4 separate regions of the Homo sapiens genome follow, and all the other regions are linked to region 2. A link is a loop called in an ENCODE intact Hi-C map of the cell type or tissue named here. Cell type or tissue: endothelial cell of umbilical vein. All regions are shown on one strand. Region 1 holds the start of METTL2A (methyltransferase 2A, tRNA N3-cytidine). Region 2 overlaps TANC2 (tetratricopeptide repeat, ankyrin repeat and coiled-coil containing 2). Region 3 overlaps TANC2 (tetratricopeptide repeat, ankyrin repeat and coiled-coil containing 2). Region 4 overlaps TANC2 (tetratricopeptide repeat, ankyrin repeat and coiled-coil containing 2).

Evidence for each region. Peaks named below come from ENCODE experiments on the same cell type or tissue, not always from the same donor. Only the 100,000 strongest peaks of a DNase experiment are listed, where the experiment ranks them.
Region 1: it touches region 2 in a loop (11-fold over the local background); 4 of 110 quality-filtered maps call a loop at or near these places.
Region 3: a loop joins it to region 2, with 13 times the contacts of the local background. A loop is called at or near these places in 16 of 110 quality-filtered maps.
Region 4: it touches region 2 in a loop (17-fold over the local background); 55 of 110 quality-filtered maps call a loop at or near these places.

Annotation. Positions count from the first base shown.
Region 1 is chr17:62,419,486-62,424,485 of GRCh38, reverse strand. METTL2A (methyltransferase 2A, tRNA N3-cytidine) reads right to left here and starts at 589. Exons shown (of 9, transcript NM_181725.4): 1 at 474-589; 2 at 176-267. The coding sequence starts at 583. RefSeq lists enhancers at 205-574, 326-856. In endothelial cell of umbilical vein, a CTCF peak has its summit at 2,896 (motif pointing left); a DNase peak (open chromatin) is centred at 585; H3K4me3 peaks cover 1,086 bases; H3K27ac peaks cover 974 bases.
Region 2 is chr17:63,404,792-63,409,791 of GRCh38, reverse strand. It overlaps TANC2 (tetratricopeptide repeat, ankyrin repeat and coiled-coil containing 2), which reads right to left. Exons shown (of 28, transcript NM_001394998.1): 20 at 4,537-4,670; 21 at 3,515-3,638. All of the region lies in intron 2 of LOC105371856 (a long non-coding RNA gene), which reads left to right. Among named protein-coding and RNA genes, the nearest start is that of CYB561, 39 kb to the left of the region's middle. In endothelial cell of umbilical vein, CTCF peaks have their summits at 2,865 (motif pointing right) and 3,959 (motif pointing left); DNase peaks (open chromatin) are centred at 2,871 and 3,921; H3K27ac peaks cover 401 bases.
Region 3 is chr17:63,111,288-63,116,287 of GRCh38, reverse strand. The region is part of intron 4 of TANC2 (tetratricopeptide repeat, ankyrin repeat and coiled-coil containing 2); the gene reads right to left. Among named protein-coding and RNA genes, the nearest start is that of TANC2, 150 kb to the right of the region's middle. In endothelial cell of umbilical vein, no CTCF peak of the experiment used is centred here; no DNase peak of the experiment used is centred here.
Region 4 is chr17:62,992,518-62,997,517 of GRCh38, reverse strand. All of the region lies in intron 1 of TANC2 (tetratricopeptide repeat, ankyrin repeat and coiled-coil containing 2), which reads right to left. Among named protein-coding and RNA genes, the nearest start is that of TANC2, 29 kb to the right of the region's middle. In endothelial cell of umbilical vein, a CTCF peak has its summit at 1,994 (motif pointing left); a DNase peak (open chromatin) is centred at 1,997.

The DNA of each region.
Region 1 (5,000 bases), 990 kb after region 2:
ACAATGCAGCCCTTTTCTCTCCTTGCTCATCCCCTCCCTGTCCCGCTCTACTCCTGAGATCTGCATCAGGCCAGGAATAAAGGATCTGGGCGGCCGCGGTTCCCTGGCCTCTCCGGGAGGGCGCGTTCGGCAGTACGCTGGCTGTTGATACCAATGAGAGCCCATTTAAGCGCACCTTGTTTCTCCTGGCACACCCGCTGGATACTGTTCTCCTGGACTTTTCTCTCCGCCGCCGCGGCTTGCTCTTCCGACCACTCCACATTGTCCCTGAGAAAATCAAACGGGCAGCTTAGGGGCCTCACGTCCTGGCTGCGGGCAGGGTGAGTCGCTGGCCTAGGAGTTTCTCTCCCCTTGGAGAGTGCCTCGGGTAGGGCAGCTTGACTCGTGGCCGGCGGTCAGGGGCTTTTCGGAGTGCTCCGAGGCGGCGGGACAGAGGGTCAGCGACAGGCCGGGCGAAGGGGCAGAGTGATTACCAGGCATTGTGGTGGAAGACGCGCGCCGGATCTCTCAGGAACCGGCTTCCGAACTGCTGCCTCTTATCGGCGAGGACTGCAGGTGCACCTTCAGGGTAGGAGCCGGCCATGACACCGGAGCCGGAAACACTTTACTTTCCGTAACGTGAGAACTTCCTGCGGACCACGCCCTCTTTCAGAAGACGCGGAGTCTGGGCGGGAAAAAGGGTGGCGGGACAGGGCGGCACTGGAGTCTGGTCCGGGTGGCGCTCGGGAGCTGTCGTTTGGGGCTGTCCCAGGGTTGGCGAAGGGCTCTCTAGGAGAGGGGACCAGGCAGGGGGAAATTCTCCCCGGAGGAGTCGTTTCTCATTGATGAGGTGCTGATGGACGTGCAGGTTAGGCAGAAAGTGGGAGACATTCCACTTGAGACCCAGTTCAATGCTGGGATCCTCTTAACAGGTTCCCCAGCTTCCCTCAAGTTATAAAACAGGAAAAATCTTGAATCATTATAAGAGTTGAGGCTACCTAGTTCCACTGCGGAGCCGATGTCCAGAACTGAAGAAGGTAGCAAGCAGCGGGAAGAAACAGGGCAATTTCCAGCTTCTATATTCAGCTCTTAATAGTGTGGGTGTATATGTATACACAGTGTGTATATATATTTTGGTTGGGGTAGGGGGAGATGGAGATATGAAATTAGAGAACACGAGGCTTAGCAAATCAAATGGAATATCCAAGGACAATTTTTTTTTAAATTATAACCATCTAACCTTTTTGAATCATGCATATTTATTATAATTATCCTTATTAGCACAATTAAGATTGTAATACACACATACAAACAGTTTGTCATAGTAATACATTTCAGCCTTACATTTCTATTTCTAGATCTAACACAAATAGACTCTCAAAAGAATCTAGAAGAAAGTATGTTATAGACATAAGGTTATTTGAGAAGACTTCCAAGAGAAGCATGATGAATACCACTTGGAAAAGAAGGAAAGGGCAGAGACCAAACAAGGACCAGCCCAATACCTCTTGGACTTTATTTAATGTCATAATGTCAGAATAAAGGGAAAGATGAATTTTTTTAAAAAAGGAAAGGGTTAGTGCAGTGCTAGACATAGCACATGGGTAATTAGTACTTTTTTTTTTTTTTGAGACGGAGTCTTGCTCTGTTTCCCAGGCTAGAGTGCAGTAGCCGGATCTCAGCTCGTTATAACCTCCATGTTCTGGGCTCAGGTGGTTCTCCTGCCTCAGCCTCCTGAGTAGCCGGGATTACAGGTGCGCGCTACCACACTCAGCTAATTTTTGTATTTTTAGTAGAGATGGGGTTTCACCATGTTGCCTGGGCTGGTCCCAAACTCCTGACCTCAAATGATCTGCCCGCCTCGGTCTCCCAAAGTGTTGGGATTACAGGCGTGAGCCACCGCGCCCAGCCAGTAATTGTTTATTCCATTGTAAATTCTTTCTGTAGGTAAAACTACGGGGAGCAATGAATGATTCTATACTTTTTCCTCCAAAGAAATGGGAACAAGCTCTAAGCCTCTCTAATCAGGAAGAAAAATACACAAGTTAATAAAAAAAATAGTAAATAAGTTGTACTTCATTTGAAGACAATATGCTTTTGCCATTCTTGTGGTCTTCGGAAACATTTTGAACACAAGCTCCATACCCAGAAACAAGTACAAGGAATTTTTATCTTTTCTCAAGGCCAGCTGTTTGCAGATATGGTGGTTGATTTACATTTATTTCTGGCATCTTGTTTTCTCATCTATGGGCTTTTATTCTCCCCTCACTAAAAGCTGTTAGTGTTCCCAATCAACAGTCCCACTGCATATTTTCTTGCAGACAGCTCATTGTCTTCACTCTAATTTACTATATTAGTTCCAGTGGAGACATTTTAAATGTCAAACAGCTTTGGCCTTTTTTCTGTGAAATGTGCTAAAGTATCCTAAACTTAACTTTATTTTTTATTTTTATTTATTTATTTTTGAGACGGAGTCTCGCACTGTCTACCAGGCTGGAGTGTAGTGGCGTGATCTCGGCTCACTGCAAGCTCCCTATTTCACGGGTTCACGCCATTCTCCTGCCTCAGCCTCCCGAGTAGCTGGGACTACAGGCGCCCGCCACCATGCCCGGCTAATTTTTTGTGTTTTTAGTAGAGACAGGGTTTCACCGTGTTAGCCAGGATGGTCTCGATCTCCTGACCTCATGATCCACCCACCTCGGCCTCCCAAAGTGCTGGGATTACAGGAGTGAGCCACCGCCCCTGGCCTAAACTTAATTTTATACAATTATATTTGATTGGCCTGTAAAACCTATTTTTCGAAGCACCTAAAATAATTTTTCATAAGTTTGACATGGCTGTGAGTTCTCTGGTGTCAGACTTTATACTGGATTGTAGCTTCAGAAACGCCACGTTTCAGAGGAACTAAGGGTCCCTCTGGTGGTAAGTAAGGAGAACTCTTCTAGCTCAGTGGGTGGCATGGGTTTAACGCTTGTAAAGGTTAAAAACTCTCATTCTGGATTATTGCTTTAGGTTGTTAGCCAAGGACAAGGGTAGTTAATTGTGTTTTTTTGTTTTTTGTTTTTTTTTTGAGACGAAGCTCTGTCGCCCAGGCTGGAGTGCAGTGGCATGATCTCGGTTCACTGCAAGCTCCACCTCCCGGGCTCAAGCCAGTCTCCTGCTTCAGCCTCCTGAGTAGCTGAGATTACAGGCCATCGCCACCACACCCAGCTAATTTTTGCATTTTAGTAGAGACGGGTTTCACAATGTTGGCCAGGCTGATATTGAACTCCTGACCTCAAATGATCCGTCTGCCTCAGCCTCCCAAAGTGCTGGGATTACAGGCGTTAGCCACCGCACCCGGCCTTTCTTCTCCTTTTTTTCTTTGAGATAGGGCATCACTCTGTCACGCAGGCTGGAGTACAGTGGCACGATCACAGCTCACTGCAACCTCTGCCTCCCAGGCTCAAGTGATTCTCCCACATCAGCCAACAGAGAAGCTGGGACTAGAGGTTTGTGCCACCATACCCCAATAATTTTTGCATTTTTTGTGGAGACAGTGTTTTGCCATGATGCCCAGGCTGGCCTCGAACTCCTGGTCTTGAGCAATCCGTCTGCCTCGGCCTCCCCCAAGTGCTGGGATTACAGACATGAGCCACTGCACCTGGCCTGTGTTTTCTTATTGCAAAATAGATTTTTTATTATAGAACATTTAGAAGATATCGATAAAACAAAAGAAAATACTTCTTCCCACCATTAATTTGACTCATTAACGCTTTGGCTTATATCATCCCAGTTCTTTCTTTCTAATTTAGTTATGTAAGTGACTTTACATTAAAATAGTTTCAGAACAAAATGCTTTGTGCTTTTTTTTTTAAACAATTACATTCATCTGGCTGGGCGCAGTGGCTCACACCTGTAATCCCAGCACTTTGGGAGACCAAGGTGGGTGGATCACGAGGTCAGGAGTTTGAGACCAGCCAGACCAAGATGGTGAAACCCCCGTCTCTACTAAAAATACAAAAATTAGGCTGGGTGTGGTGGCTCACGTCTGTAATCCCAGCACTTTGGGAGGCCGAGGTGGGCGGATCACGAGGTCAGGAGATCGAGACCATCCTGGCCAACATGGTGAAACCCCATCTCTACTAAAATACAAAAAATTAGCCAGGGGTGGTGGTACACGCCTGTAGTCCCAGCTACTTAGGAGGCTGAGGCAGGAGAATCACTTGAACCTGGGTGTTGGAGGTTGTAGTGAGCCGAGATTGTGTCACTGCACTTCAGCTTGGGCGACAGAGCGAGACTCCTTCTCACACACAAAAAAAATAAATAATAAATAAATAAATAATAAATAAATAAAATTAGCCGGGCACAGTGGTGGGTGCCTGTAATCCCAGCTACTCGGGAGGCTGAGACAGGAGAATCGCTTGAACTCAGGAGGCGGAGGTTGCAGTGGGCTGAGATCGTGCCACTGCAGGCCAGCCTGGCAACAGAGCAAGACTCCGTCTCAAACAACAACAACAACAACAACAAGAAAACCCAATTACATTCATCCATTTTAAGTGTACAGTTCAATACATTTTCATAAAAATCTGTATTTGTGTAATCAGTGTCACAATCTAGTTTTAGAACAACGCCTTGAAGTTCTCCCATGCCACTTAGCAGTTGTAGTCTGCTTTTTAACTTAATAATAACTTGGGGACATTATTCTTTTGTTCGAAATATTCTTTTACAACATCACTTAATGTCCTTCTGGTATTGTTTCGTATAGCTATATCATGCTTTATTGGACATTTAGGTCACTTTAAGTTTCATACTATTAAAAATTTAACGGCTGGGTGCAGTGGCTCACACCTGTAATCCCAGCACTTTGGGAGGCCGAGGCAGGTGGATCACGACGTCAGGAGTTCAAGACCATCCTGGTCAGCATGATGAAACCCCGTCTCTACTAAAAATACAAAAATTAGCCAGGTATGGTGGTACGCACCTGTAGTCCCAGGTACTCGGGAGGGTGAGGCAGAAGAATGGCTTGAACCCTAGAGGCG
Region 2 (5,000 bases):
CTTTTTATGGTTAGATATGTTTAGCTACACAAATACCACTGTGTTACAACTGTTTACAGTAACTCAGTGCAGTTAATACGCTGTACAGGTTTGTAGCCTAGGAGCACCAGGCTATACTATACAGCCTAGGTGTGTAGTAGGCTATACCATCTAGGATTGTGTAAGTGCACTCTATGATGTTTACAAATGACAAAATCACCTAAGGACACAATTCTTGGAATGCATTTCTCTGAACATCTCCCCTTTGTTAAGTGATACATAACTGCATATACCATTTTTACTTGTCAATTAAAAAAATAAATATTTGGCTGGGTGCAGTAACTCACACCTATAATCCCAGCACTTTTGGAGGCCGAGGTGGGAGGACTGCTTGAGGCCAGAAATCTGAGACCAGCCTGGGCAACATGGTGAGACTGTCTCTACAAAAAACTAAAAAATTAGCCAGGTGTGGTGGTGGTGTGAGCCTGTAGTCTTAGCTACTAGGAAGGCTGAGATGGGAGGATGAGATGGGAGGATCGCTTGAGCCCAGGGGTTCCAGGCTTTGGTGAGCTATGATCAGGCCACTGCACTCCAGCCTGGGTGATGGAGTGAGACCTTGCCTCTAAAAAAAGACAAAAACAAAAACAAAAAACAAATACAAATAAACAAAAAATTCAGAGTTTAAACTACTCAGCCTTATTCAATAACTCCATCCCCACTTTTAAATTCTCCACCCACCCTTTCATATTCTGGATCTGTTTCCCTTCAACATTTCTATTTTCACTTGAAAGGATCAAGCATACCTGACATGCTGTTTTGTAATCAGTCTAAAATCCAATATACATTTGGTTCTTAAGACCCAGACTGTAAGGCCTTCAATGGTAAGAAGCGAATCATTTACTTGCTAGAAGAGTACCTAAGACAACGCTTTTCACACAGTAGGCATGTCATATTTAACTACATCAGAGATCAACTTACTGCACCAGGACACTTGGCTGCCCCCTCAGCTGGACAGGATTCGGATGTCAGCTCAAGCTTAGCACCTGCCACAGCAGGCTCAGGGTTTACTCAGCAGTTATCTAGCCTATCACCTTTGCATCTCTGGAGGTCATTAGAGTCTATGGTTTCCCACAGGAGGATGAAAAGCTGGAAGGGACCATCCCTTAATCCTGATGAGAGCCATTTATGTAATGGTATAGTTTGCAATTAAAACACTGACTCTAATATGGAATAAGTTTAAATACGGAACAGAATCCAAGGCGTTTTCTCAGATGCAACATCTATAAATTTCCTGGACAAAGTATCCAGTGGAGGAAAGAGTAGGATAAGAAAGTTTTGGATGTACATTACAGATGAACTGATTTTTCCAAAGATAAGGAAAGAGAAGAAATTAAAAGGAGATACACATGAAACAAATCCATAATATGTTAAATACTTCCAAAATCCAATTTGTAATCTTCCTCTTCTCTCTTTTCTTTCTCATGCAGTTAATGAAATCACAATTCTCCCAAATGTCCGTCTTACAACTCTGGAGTTATCTTTAACTGTTCTATCCTTATTTCCTACATCTAATCAGGCTTCATATCCAAAATACCTCTTGCACATAGCCCTTTTTTGTTCTATGCTGAAAGCTACTGCCCTTGGGTTAGGACCTCATTATGCCTCATATGTTCCATTACGATGGCTTCCTAACTGATCTCCTGGCTCCTTTGTCAAATCTGCTGTTCACATACTGCCAGAGTGATTGTTTTTAAAGCATAACTCTGCCATCAATTCCTTATTTAAAATTTTTAAAGCCTCCCCAGATTCCTTTAGAATTAAGTCCAGATTCTTCTAACTTGGTCCTTTTCCATTTCCACATACCTTTCCAATTTTATTTTCCGTAGTCCCCTTACATTTTACTAGACAGCTTGCATATTTCTCCAAACCTGTCATTCCTCTTTGGCCTTTCATCTATGTTACTTCCTCTCCCTAAATACAAAACATTTTTCCTCTTCGAATTTCAAAGTCTGTCCTAGTCTAACTCAACGGACGCCTGTATCAGAGCACTCAGGATTCTCCGCTTTTTAAGGCATTTATCTTTGTTTCATCTCTTCCCTGCCACATTATAGACCCTTTGAGGGCACAGGTTATAGTGTATTAATTAAAAAAATCAGAACCACTCATAGTTCCTAGTATAGTGTTCTGCTAATAACATAGCCTAAATAAATCTTTGTTGAATTCATTAAGCCTCTAAGTGTGGAAAAAAATGAAACAGTCCAAAGATGAAAATGTCTTCACTGGTAAGGGAGAACAAATACCTGGAATCTATGGCTACGGAGCCTCTACTGGCACATGACAGGTACTTTGCAGCTATCTAAAGGTTATCAGTGGCTCAAGAGTTCCTGCCTCTTTCAGTGGACTTGGTTTGTTCTGGAATATTACTCTGGACACATCTTATCTTGAGAATCTAGGCCCAACCTTCCTCCTCCTTGCTTCCCCAGCAGAATGAAGGGAGAGAGCATGAAGCCAAATTTCTTTGGTAGCTTATATGGGGAAGGCAAGAGCCACTTCGCACCCTGTAAGAGCAACTCTCTGATTCTGACCCAGCCTTGAGTCTGAGTCTGTGGAAAAAAATCTTACTTAAGGGATACAGCTAAAGATCCAGTAAGTCTCTGACTGAGCTGTAGTTTGAAATCTTAGAAGAAACCTAATTTCTTCCTAATTAAACTACCCTCAGCTGCTCTGGCCTAGGCATAATTCTTCAGGAGGTTGGTTTTCTTGAAGGAAAGTACATGTGCTTGTGGATGTAATTACCGACATTTGCGTCCAGTTTACTAATAGTGGAGGCTAACTGGAATGACTGCCTCTGTCTCTTGCTTCAAGTAAATGCTCAAGCTCCACTAGATGGCACTGCAGAGTCACCAGTGATGAGCTTTTTCTACTACAGAGGTCCATCATCAGCAGCCACTGTTATGCACAGGTGATAGAGGTCACAGCAACCAACAGGAGCCTGACGTACTTTATGATGGTGGTGTGATCATCATCTCCTTTAACTTATTTCCCATTCACCAGGAATTTGTGGATGTTGGTAAGTGTCAAAAGGAATTTATTACTACAGGGTAATAATCTTGATCCCCCAAATAGCATCCCAGAGTCAGCAGGGATCTTCACTGGCATTTGCCTCCTTTGAATTCAAGAAAAATATTAGTTGTGCAGGCTTACAAAAGAATTGATAAAGTCAGAACACAATCCCCGGAAGATGAACATTTATTGAGTATATATTTTTAAAAAATCAAAGTTTGGAGACTACTGATCTGAATGAGAATTTAGAATATGTTAATTTCATTTAAATCCCTCAAGTCATAAGGAAATAGAGAGTATCAGAGTTAAAAACATTACACTGAATACAAGAGGGGAGGAGATAGCCTTTCATTTTCCAACCAACTGGATTAATATCTGTTCTTAGCATCTCCTGGGATCCATTGCTGGAAATCATGAGTTCACCAGGTAATTATGGAAACTGGCCAGCCAGCTCTAGCATTCCAAGACTAACCTTGTGCAAGCAGAAAGTCCACGGTTCCTAGATGGCCTTCGGAAGCAGCCATCATCAGGGGAGTGCGGCCCTGCTTGTCTGCCATGTTGACATCAGCTCCATGGGTGAGTAAAAGATCAACAATCTGCAAGTGCAGAGAAACAGGGACCAATTAGCCCAAAGAAGAGCTGCTGAGAAGACACGTGCACACTATCTCTTACTCTGTAGGAATTCCTACTGCTGTACGAGTCACCCATGTATCTTTCCACTTCCCCCATAAGTACCTGTATAGTCCTAGTACCATGTGATTTAATCTCTCTCAGGGACAGTCAAATGAGAAGGATTCAACTCTCAATGTCTGACTCAGCTACTAAGTAAAAAAGAACTTAACAAAGGCCAAGATGTAGGATTAAACAATCCCATAGCGGAAGTTCCAACATAAATCACTCCTTTATTGCCCTCTAGTGGTTGCAAATCTGCCTGTAGTTAATACTTGCAACTGAACTGAACATAATCAAGTGACTCTGGTAACTCTTTAGGGCTGTTTGGCTTCTACAGCCTTTTTTCTATTGAAATACTTCTGAAGATTATTATCAGTGTGCTTTCCTTTCCATCCTAAGTGTATAAATTAACATTTATCCAGAATCCAAACATCTAAAAGGATTGTGTTGTTAGAATTTGCATTCACTGTATTTTCTTTTAGTAAGTCTCAGACATCTGCAAGTAAGTGATTAGCAGAAGTCCGCTGAGAAATGAACCTTCCAAGGAGTCTTTGGATGCTGTGAAATGTGAGAAGGAGGTCACTCTATCACCAGGACATAAGTAGTTAGTCCTTCTATACAATCTGTATCAAGTGATGGTTTTGAATGTTAACTGTCGTATTCTCAATTAACCAGAATACTCATAACAAAGGTCCAAGTCCTCAAACCTGATCACTGCTGGGTAACCCAAACTTTACTTGTGATCATTTTGCTCTGTGCATCAGAAGTCCTCACCTAGAACTCAGTCCTGCCTGAGGGACTGGAAGTGGTCGCCCTGCTTACCTGCCAGTGGCCCTGGCGCACTGTGCTGAATAGTGGCACTGCTCCTCGGCGGTTTGGCTGGGCCACTGCCGCCCCTTGTTCCAAGAGCAAACGGCACACCTCCAGTTTGCCCCTTCCGGCTGCAGCTGTTAGGGCTAAGGGCAGAGAACAAAGATTGAGGATAGGTGGTTCTGGTCCTCTCCAGCGCTCCATGTTAAACGTGACATATCCTTGTGTTTCATTAATGTAATTGCTACTTTACTTCTAAGAATAATGATTTTTGCCACCTTTTCCATAAAGAAAAGTTCTAAAGAAAAATAATGAATAAAGACACATTTAAATTGCCTCACAATATTTGGAGACAATAATAATAAATCTATTGAAAATTCACCTTTAATCAAACTCACTTGGTTTCATTTTTCCTAACCAGACTGTCTTCTCTGCTTTGGTCTACCTCTCCTTTGGTACCTCTTCCTAGCTACAAA
Region 3 (5,000 bases), 290 kb after region 2:
GGATGTTGCTCTGAGATGACTGGTGCAGAAAAATATCTTTCATTAGATTTATTAAGCATGGGTCACTGATGCTATGATATTTCATCTATTTATATAGGGTAGTTCTATATGAAATTGTTCTATATCATATCTCTGTGTTACTTTTCCATCACCATTTATTTAATGCAATATTCAGATACAATACAAAGCAAAATATTAGGTAAATTTACCTATTATACCATTCTCTTACATGGGCAACACTGCCATTATAATACCAATTCTGGAAAAGTTACGTATTTGTTGGTCATAGATTTATGATGCATTTATCTCCATAAATGAAGAACCTCAGTAAAATGTGACTAAAAAGAATTGCAATGTAGTGGGATGGACATGCATTTGACTAGTCTTGACTGTAGTTGGACTAACAGCTTTGCTACTTCTAAATATAACCCTGAGTAAGGCACCTAACTACTCTGACCCACTGATTCATCTCAGTAAAGCATTTTCTACCTTATTCCTAAAGCTACTGTGGGAATAGAAAAAAATAAATACAAAGCAAAGGCTTAAAATTCTAAACATCTATATTATCTTTTTTAATAGTATCTAAGCAAAACAGCAAAGAAAAATGAAAAGTGGAATTTCAATAGAACTCCATAAACACAGAAAATTGCCTGAAAGGGTAAATATTTTTCCAGGCTAGGTTTTATGTTTGACTGGATATTGTGTCCCATCACACTGCATATACTTTTCACAAGTAGCTAGTAGCTATTTCTTTTTAGAATTATAGTAGATACAGATACTGCGGACTAGCGTTCAAGGATTATTTAATATAATAATGTACAAGTAATTCTACTGCCTCAACATGACTTATAAATGTCTTCAGAAAATAGTAACTTGGTAATAAAGAAGTATAAGTGGTTTCTATGGAATGGTTAATATCAAAGAACATGCAAAGTGATTGAGTTGTTTAAAATAACCTATTACTTTTTATCCTACCTAACTAGAAAACTGTAGGGCAAACTCAAAAATGAGCTATTATGTTTGACTTGGAAATTCCATGGACAGCCTATCTCATTCTGTTTCCTGGATAATCTAATCTCTTCTACCTAGTAAGTTTTTTAACTCAAATATTGTCTTGTGCCAGTAGTTATTTTTGAGGGAAATTCTCTTCAGTTGTGACTTTTTAGAATACTAATTATTCAATATCTTAGGTAAAAAGAGCAACTTTCTCTCCCACCTCCCCATCATCAAGTCATGTTGAGCAGATCTTTGCATTAGAGAGATACCAGAAAAGTTCTGCAAAAAATGTAAACTTGGACAACAAATAATTTTTTCTAACGTTGCTTATGCTGTGTAGGAGCTAACTGGGATGAGGACATGATTAAAATACTTCAAAAGACAAAGTACACAGGTTTTGTTTTGCTTGAAAAATTGGATTTAACTTAAGGGTGGAGAGAGATTTAAGGAGTTAAGCTCTTCCCCTTGGTTACTAATTTTTAACTCCTTTATGATTAATTTAGGTAAGTCATGCTAAAACTTATACAGTTTTACATTCTTTTTTATTTTTATTCTTTTTTCAGTCTTGCTATATTAAAAGCTTTCTCTAAGGAGTAATCATCCGTGCTAAACTCTATTGTGCTTAAAGGTAGGGTAATATTTATGAAGAGATGTACATACGAAATCTCTATTCTCACAGGAGTTAAGAAAGTAACCATTCTACTAGCTATAGCAATTCAAGCTTTGGCCAACTTTCTACGCGGGGTTGTGTCTTTCCTAGCAATGGCTACTGCTTCAGATCAGGACTTCAATCTGCAGCAGTAGGGTAATGAGTGACAGAGAAGAAAAAGAAATATATTCTTAAAAATCATATATGTGATCCCTATACATCAGCCAACTACTTCATCTGGTGGTCAAAGAAAAAGAGAGTAAAGAGTAAAATAGTTACAACTCTAAAGGATAAACTGGCAGGGTTGGATATACTGAGAAGCAGTATTTCTGTTTAATGAATGTCGTGAATGATATGTAATGGATTTCTGAGGATAATTTTCTTTATACTCAGTTTTTATTTTATATGTTGACTTTACTATCTAAACCCTGAATAAAATTATCCCAAATGTGTGATGCTACCTCTAAATGATAATTGTAACATTTGAAAAAGGTCATGAGTTGGCAGGTGGTTCTTTCAGAATGTTTTTATTGATAAGCAGGGCATAAAAGGGCATACTGAGCCATAAGATACACATATCAAATCTCCTTTCTCTCACTTTACTTACTTCATTAATCTAAAGTTATAAAATTTACTGAATGATATAGATGTATACATAATTTTTTCTAAAAATCGTTTTCAGAAATCAGAAACATGAACATTAACCAGAAATGGGGAAAACAGAGATGTTCAACCAACTCTGGTATAACTCAAAACACTGCTCATTGTGCTATCTAAACAAAGTCATCAAAACAGATAATACCACATAGACAATTCTAAAATGACCATATTTCTTGGCTGGGCACAGTGGTTCACACCTGTAATCTCAGTGCTTTGGGAGACCGAGGTGAGAGGGTTGCTTGAGCCCAGGACTTTAGACCAGCCTGGGCAACATAGCAAGACCCCATCTCTACAAAATAATGAAAAAATTAGCCAGGTATGGTGGTGCACGCCTGTAGTCCCAGCTACTCAGGAGGCTGAGGTGGGAAGATCTCTTGACCCCAGGAGGTTGAGGCTGCAATGAGCAGTGATTGTGCCACCACACTCCAGTCTGGGTGACAAAGCAGGACTCTGTGTCTTAAGAAAAAAATAAGTAAAATGAAATAACCACATTTCTTAACTTTTGAAATTCTGCCCACGACATGAATGACTGACGGACAAGGTAAGGATGCGCATTTACAATTAAGAAAGGCCAGCTGAACTGAAAATGTCCTCTGGAACACTCTGCCCTCTGGTGTTTAAAATCCTCCTCTAAGAGAGGGAGTTACTCTGCCATGCCACGTGTTTATTACTCTTATGGGCTGAATGTCAATTTGGGTGCATAATTTTCTATAATGAGAATAAATATATAGTTTAGCATTATAAAAATTTCTGTTGTTATAATGTGAACATATATTCTGTTCTAAGCTTTATATTATCCCATACTATAATTTATTTCCTGTTTAGAGAGTTACTAAGGCTTTCTTTTGAATCGTGGATATTTATTTGACTTTTGTGATGCTTTGTGACTGAAAAGTATTCCTCATGGCCAAAATTGTTTAGCCCTTAAATTCCACATTTGCCACTTTCTAAACTGCTCACATTCCATAGCAGGTGGGAAGTTAAGCAAGTAAAGAAGGACAAGGTCAATTAAGTAAAAAAATTAGACTTCCTAGGGACCATGGCATAAATCATGGTGAGTTTTCTGGGGAAGGTCACAGAAGAAGGATGGACAATGAAGGATTTTTTTCTGTAATCTTCATGGTATTTTCCATGTTTAAAACTGATACCCAATTCTTGGAAACACAACACAGGAGCTAAAAAGGATATTAATCAAGTGATTGACAACTTTTTCACATGTTAGGATTCTTTTTATTATTTCCCCTTGTTTGTCACAAGAAGTGCTTGGCACAAAAAGAAACTCTACACACATTTCTGTATTCCTCTCAGCCTTAAGGTGTTATTATCTTCACTGTACATATGAAGAAACAGAAGATCAAAAAGAACTAATCTGCCCAGAGTTTACAAATGACTATGTAGAACTCTAAACGGGTTCTTCGTTCAGCTGGGTTCTTGACCAGTGTGACCCTATCAGTTCTTTGGGTCCTAGAGTTCTGAGCCTTAACCCTGCCACATTACAGACATTCCATAAAGATCTGTTGAAAAACAACATTACCTTACACAGTGACCTCAATGTTAGACATTTTTCTTGGTGCTGACTACTTGTCCTCCCTGGAACTTTGCCTACTGCCTCCCCCTAGATTCCCTTGGATTAACAGGTTCCACTTACTTCCTGTGACACCTAACAATTACCCTACTGCTGATCCACCCTAATCTTTAGGGTCTGCTTATGCATCTACTTCATGAGTGCTACCACACTGTTATCTTACTAACTTGCCTTCTCCATCTCAGGTCCTAGGTGTCCTTGGTTTGACCCTTCATTGGTCACAGCACTAAAAGGAATGCTGGACCGTCAATTCAACACTTCAGATTTAGGCAAACATTTCTTTAAAAATGTAGAGAAAAGAAGCTATGAGCCCATGGTCAATAATTTTAAAAGAGAATATGGTTTGAGGGTATAGATTAAAAATAAAAAGCAATGGCCGGGCGCGGTGGCTCACGCCTGTAACCCCAGCACTTTGGAAGGCCGAGGCGGGCGGATCACAAGGTCAGGAGATCGAGACCATCCTGGCCAACATGGTGAAACCCCGTCTCTACTAAAAATACAAAAATTAGCTGGGCATGGTGGTGCACGCCTGTAATCCCAGCTACTCAGGAGGCTGAGGCAGGAGAATCACTTGAACCTGGGAGGCGGAGGTTGCAGTGAGCTGAGATTGTGCCACTGCACTCCAGCCTGGTGACAGAGTGAGATACAGTCTCAAAAAAATAAATAAATAAAATAAAAAGCAATTTATACAATCATAAACATATGGAAGCATCTAAAAAAATATTGCCATATCAGAAATTTTTTGATAAAGACAGATTGTGCCTGAAAAAGAAATATACAAAGAGAGGGGGAAATAATCAAAGATGAAGAGTAGAAAACCATAATCAAAGATGAAGAGTAGAAAACCATCTAACAATATTGTCCACGAAGAATAGAGCCCCAGTTGAGAAGAGCTATGTTTTGAAGATAGCAAAAAGGATTGCTGGGATGTTTTTAGAATTAAAAAACAGACAAGGACAGGACAGATCTGCTGCATGGGAAAGATAAATTATGTAGTGATTTTATTATAAGCTTTCATTTATGAATCACCTTCTACGAGCTAAACTCTTTACTAAGTTCTTGACACACATCTTATTTAATTAATTACTTTTTTGGCAGGGAGACAGAGTC
Region 4 (5,000 bases), 410 kb after region 2:
CTTTTGAATACAAATCTGTTCATATAATTATAAAAAGTAAGCTACATATATTTAAAGTAAATGCTATCCATTTTCTAGCATTTGTCAACATAGAGCTTCTCCTCTGAGAAATTTCTGCAGGAGAATACAACACACACACACTAATGCATTTAATAAACACTTCCAATAACTTTTTAAACATTACAGATAAGATGCAGGGTTAATAATGCACACGATGAAAATATTGGTGGTGCACAGCTGTAGTCCCAGCTACTCAGGAAGCTGAGAGGCAGGAGAACTGCTTGAGACCACAAGTTCAAAGTTACAGTGAACTATGATCACACCACTGCACGCCAGCCTGGGTGACAGAAAGAGAGTGAGACTCTGTCCTTTTTTTCTCTTTAAAAAAAAAAAAAAAAAAAGAGGCTGGGTGTGGTGGTTCACACCTGTAATCCCAGCACTTTGGGAGGCTATGGCGGGCAGATCACCTGAGGTCAGGAGTTTGAGACCAGCCTGGCCAACACGGTGAAACCCCATCTATACTAAAAATACAAAAAATTAGCCAGACGTGGTGGTGCGCACTTGTAATCGCAGCTACTTGGGAGGCTGAGGCAAGAGAATCACTTGAACCTGGGAGGCAGAGGTTGCAGTGAACCCAGATCACGCCACTGCACTCCAGCCTGGGCAACAAGAGCGGAACTCCATCTCAAAAAAAAACAAAGAAAAAGAAAAGAAAATTTAGTGAATATCTGCTGAAAGCATGAGAGGCTCTAAAAAATACAATCACAAATAATCTCAAAAAAAACGAAGAGAGAAATAGAGAAGAATGGAAGAACTCAAAAGAGCATGTATTTAATCATACTGGGAGAAGTAAACAACCAATGACAAATGCAATAGTGTTCTTAAAAGAAAAACTTCAGCCAAATTAAATTTAAACGAGTTTAATTGAGCAATGAACGATTCACAAATTGGGCAGCTCCCAGAATCACACCAGATTCAGGGAGACTCCAAGGATGCTTCATGGTTAGAACAAATTTATAGACAAAAAAAAAAGGGAAGTGACGGACAGAAATCGACTGTGAGGTACAGAAACAGCTGCACTGGTTACAGGTTGGCATTTGCCTTATTTGAACACACAGCAGTCTATGAGTGGTTGAAACATGGCTGCTGGGATTTGCTAAGACTCCGCTATTGCTACAGGCGCGTACTCCTAAGTGAGGTTTTTAATCTTGTCTGCCTATTAAGCTGGGTTACAGTTTGTCCACAAGGACTCAAATATAGAAGTACGGAGTCCTTCTCAGGCCATATTTAGTTTGCTTGAACAGTGTGAATGATGAGAATACTAGACAGAAACACAAATCTAGCATGAATTTGAGGCTTCTGGAAAACGTAAAAACTCTGTTTCAAAAAAAGTTATATACAGTAATAGGATCAAGCCAATACAAGAAAGACAAATCATTTGTCCACCATCTGGAAATTGCATGTTTTTTCCTCTGTGAAAGGCATGCTGAAGGACTAATAATTATCAAGAAAGGCCTTCTTTAAGTGTTGACTGAGATAAATTGCTAGATGCCTCAGATATATTCTAGGACATAACTTTGGAAGTTCTTATAATTACAGCAGTGCTATCACTGTTCATTGTGGTCTTGAACTCCTGGCTCAAAGGATCCTTCCATCTCAGCCTCGGAGTAGCTAGGACTACCGGCGCACACCACTATGCCCAGCTGATAATCTTTGATAATTTCCCTAAAAGCAAAATTTTGAACTGCACTGAAGAGCTTCAAATTATGCAATCTCTTTCAAGACTGGAGGGCAAAGGAAGGAAATGGGACAATTAACAAAGAAGTCTTGAGAAAGGGAAGTAACTGATGATGGGTTCCACAGTCAGCCTTGTATGTAGTACAAGCACTGCTTCAATTATGAATCCTCATTTTTGCAATACTTATTATCAGGTCATGTACTGCTTTCTCTTTCTACCCCTTCAAAGCTCTTTCATACAGCACCTAAACTGCCAGGGCCATCTGGTGGCCAATACTGGGAGCTAGCTGACCCAGTGTTTCTTTACCTCAACACCCTCCACCAACCTTGTTCCCCATTAGACTAAATTGCCTAACTTCTGAATTTCAACTAAGTCAAGTATTTTATAAAATATCTTATCAAATATTTCCAGATAGATTTACAACTGAGTTCTCAATCCACCCGATTCTGGATCCTTACATTATGAGCTAAGAATTACTATGTCCCTTGTTCGTCCACTCCAAACCAACTACAACTGTCAACACTATCTAAGCCACTGCAGGCTGGCCTTCCCAGGAAACAATGTGAGCCAGCCAGACAAGATAACAGGATTTATAAAAGGTCTTGAAAAGAACGGCTTTATTATTCTACAATGCATGTAAACTGTAAAAGAAAGAAAAAAATCCAAAGAAAATGGAAACATGATGGATTTATCTAAAAGTGACGTAATAATGAAATAAGTGATAACCGTTTCATCCTTCTTCAGTTTTCTTATTGCTTTGCCCAAAGTATTGCATCATCTTTCAAGAAGATATAAAAGAAATATGACACATCAGCTTTGTAGCCTTTGTTAAAGCTCTTCATTTAACACAGTAAACAATACAAGAATTTTCATTTTCTACCCAAAATGTCAAAGAGAAGAATATTTCCAGAGGAAGATGTATCACAATTATTTTATCAGAAGAAGAATGCAAAAAGACAGATGGCAGTACTCCAGATTCTATTGATAAAGGTGAAATTAATCATCTAAGGGAAATCTCAGACTATGAGTCTTCAGATGACCATACCCTAGATTAATTTTCTCAAACTCAAGAACTGGTAAGTGAATCCTAGGAATACAAGGTTGGTTCAGCATATGAAAATCAATGTAATATACCAAATTAGTAACAGACAAAAACTTTAATAATTACCTCCATAGACACAGAAAAAGCATCTGACAAAAGGCAACACCCTTTCATGATTAAAAAAGAAATACTCAACATACTAGAAATAGAAAGAAACATCCTCAGTCTGATAAATGGCATCTATAAAAAGCCTGAGGCTAACATCATGCTTAATTCTGAAAAACTGAACACTTTCCTCCTAAGTTGGACAAGAAAAAATCATCCATTTAACTAGCCTGACAAACATGGCAAAACCCCATCTCTACTAAAAATACAAAAAAAAAAAAAAATGAGCCAGGTGTGGTGGTGCATGCCTGTAATCCCAGATACTCAGGAGGCTGAGGCAGGAGAATCGCTTGAACCCAGGAACCCAGGAGGCAGAGGGTGCAGTGAGCTGAGAATGCGCCACTGCACTCCAGCCTGGGTGGCAGAGTGAGACTTTGTCTCAAAAAAAAAAAAAATTCTACTTACCACTTCTATACACCATTGTACTTGAAGTTCTATTCAGGGCAATTAGGCAGAAAAAGAAATAAAAGGCATCCAAATTAGAAAGGAAGAAATAATAACTCAGTCTCTATTCACAAATGACATGACCTCATATGTAGAAAATCCTAAAGAATACACCAAAAAACTATTAGAGCTAATAAATGAATTCAGCAAATTGGCAGGACACAAGATACACATTAAAAAATCAGTTGTATTTTTTTTTTCTTTTGAGACAGGCTCTCACTCATCCAGGCTGCAGTGCGTGGCATGAGCATGGCTCACTGATGCCTTAAACTCCTGGGCTCAAATAATCCTCTTGCCTCAGCTTCCACAGCAGCTGGGACTACAGGCACATGCTAACACATCTAATTTTTTTTTATTTTTCTTTTGCAGAGACGGGGTCTTGCTATGTTGACCAGGCTGGTTTCAAACTCCTGGCCTCAAACAATCCTCCTGCCTCAGCCTCCCAAATTCCTGGGATTACAGGCATGAGCCACTATGTCTGGCCTGAAAAATTAGTTGTATTTCTTTAGACTATCAATGAACAATCCAAAAATGAAATAAAAAATACATTTACAATAACATCAAAAAGAATAAAAAATTGTTATTAACAAAAGTATAAAACTTGTACACTGAAAATTATAAAACATCACTGAAAGAAATTAAGGAAGACCTAATTAAATGGAAAGACATCCATGTCCATGGATTGAAAGACTTAATGGTAAGATGGCAATAGTCTCCAAATTGATCTGTAGATTCAACAAAATACTTAACAAACTCCCAGCTACTTTCCTTTCAGAAATTGAGAAAGTGATCTAAAAACTAATGTGGAAACGGCAAGGGACCCAGAATAGCCAAAACTTAAAAAGCAAGAACAAAATCAAACCAAGTCAATAGAGGTTCCCCAAAGGTGACCACATTCTAACTTCTGGAATTTGTGAATGTTACCTTACATGGCAAAGGGACTCTGAAGATGTGATTAAGTTGAGGACCTTAAAATAGGGAGATTTTCCTGAATTTTACCCAGGCAGACCCAATGTAGTCACAAATGTCATTAAAAAATGGAAAAGGGAAGTAGAAGCATCAGAAGAGGAGATGTGATGACCAAAGTAGACATCAGAGCAATGTAGCCACAAGCCAAGTAACGCAGATGGCCTCCAGAAGCTGGAAAAGGTAAAAAACAGATTCTCTCCCAGAGTCTCCAGACGGAACACAGGTATGCCAAAACATTAGTTTTTGCCCCATAAAAAACTCATTTCAAACTTCTGACTTCCAGAACTGTAAGAAGTATTAAAATAGTACATTTGTGTTGTTTTAAGCCACTAAATTTGTGGAAATTTGTTACAGCAGCAATAGGAAACAAATTATAATAGTAGCCAACATGTATAACATAGTTACATATGTCATATGTTACAGAAGCATATAACAATGTCTCAAGTGTCTATAAAAGCATGAAGAGTTGTCACACTATTAATGTGGTGATCCAAATGCTATGTTGCTATTTAAGAATCATTTACTGTATTATATGTATCTTTTTATATGTAAGAGTAAAGTTCTCAGTTCTCAATAAAAACACCTGAATTTTTTATTTGGCACTGAAATGACTCTACACTTTTTCTTACAGTAAGTTATTCC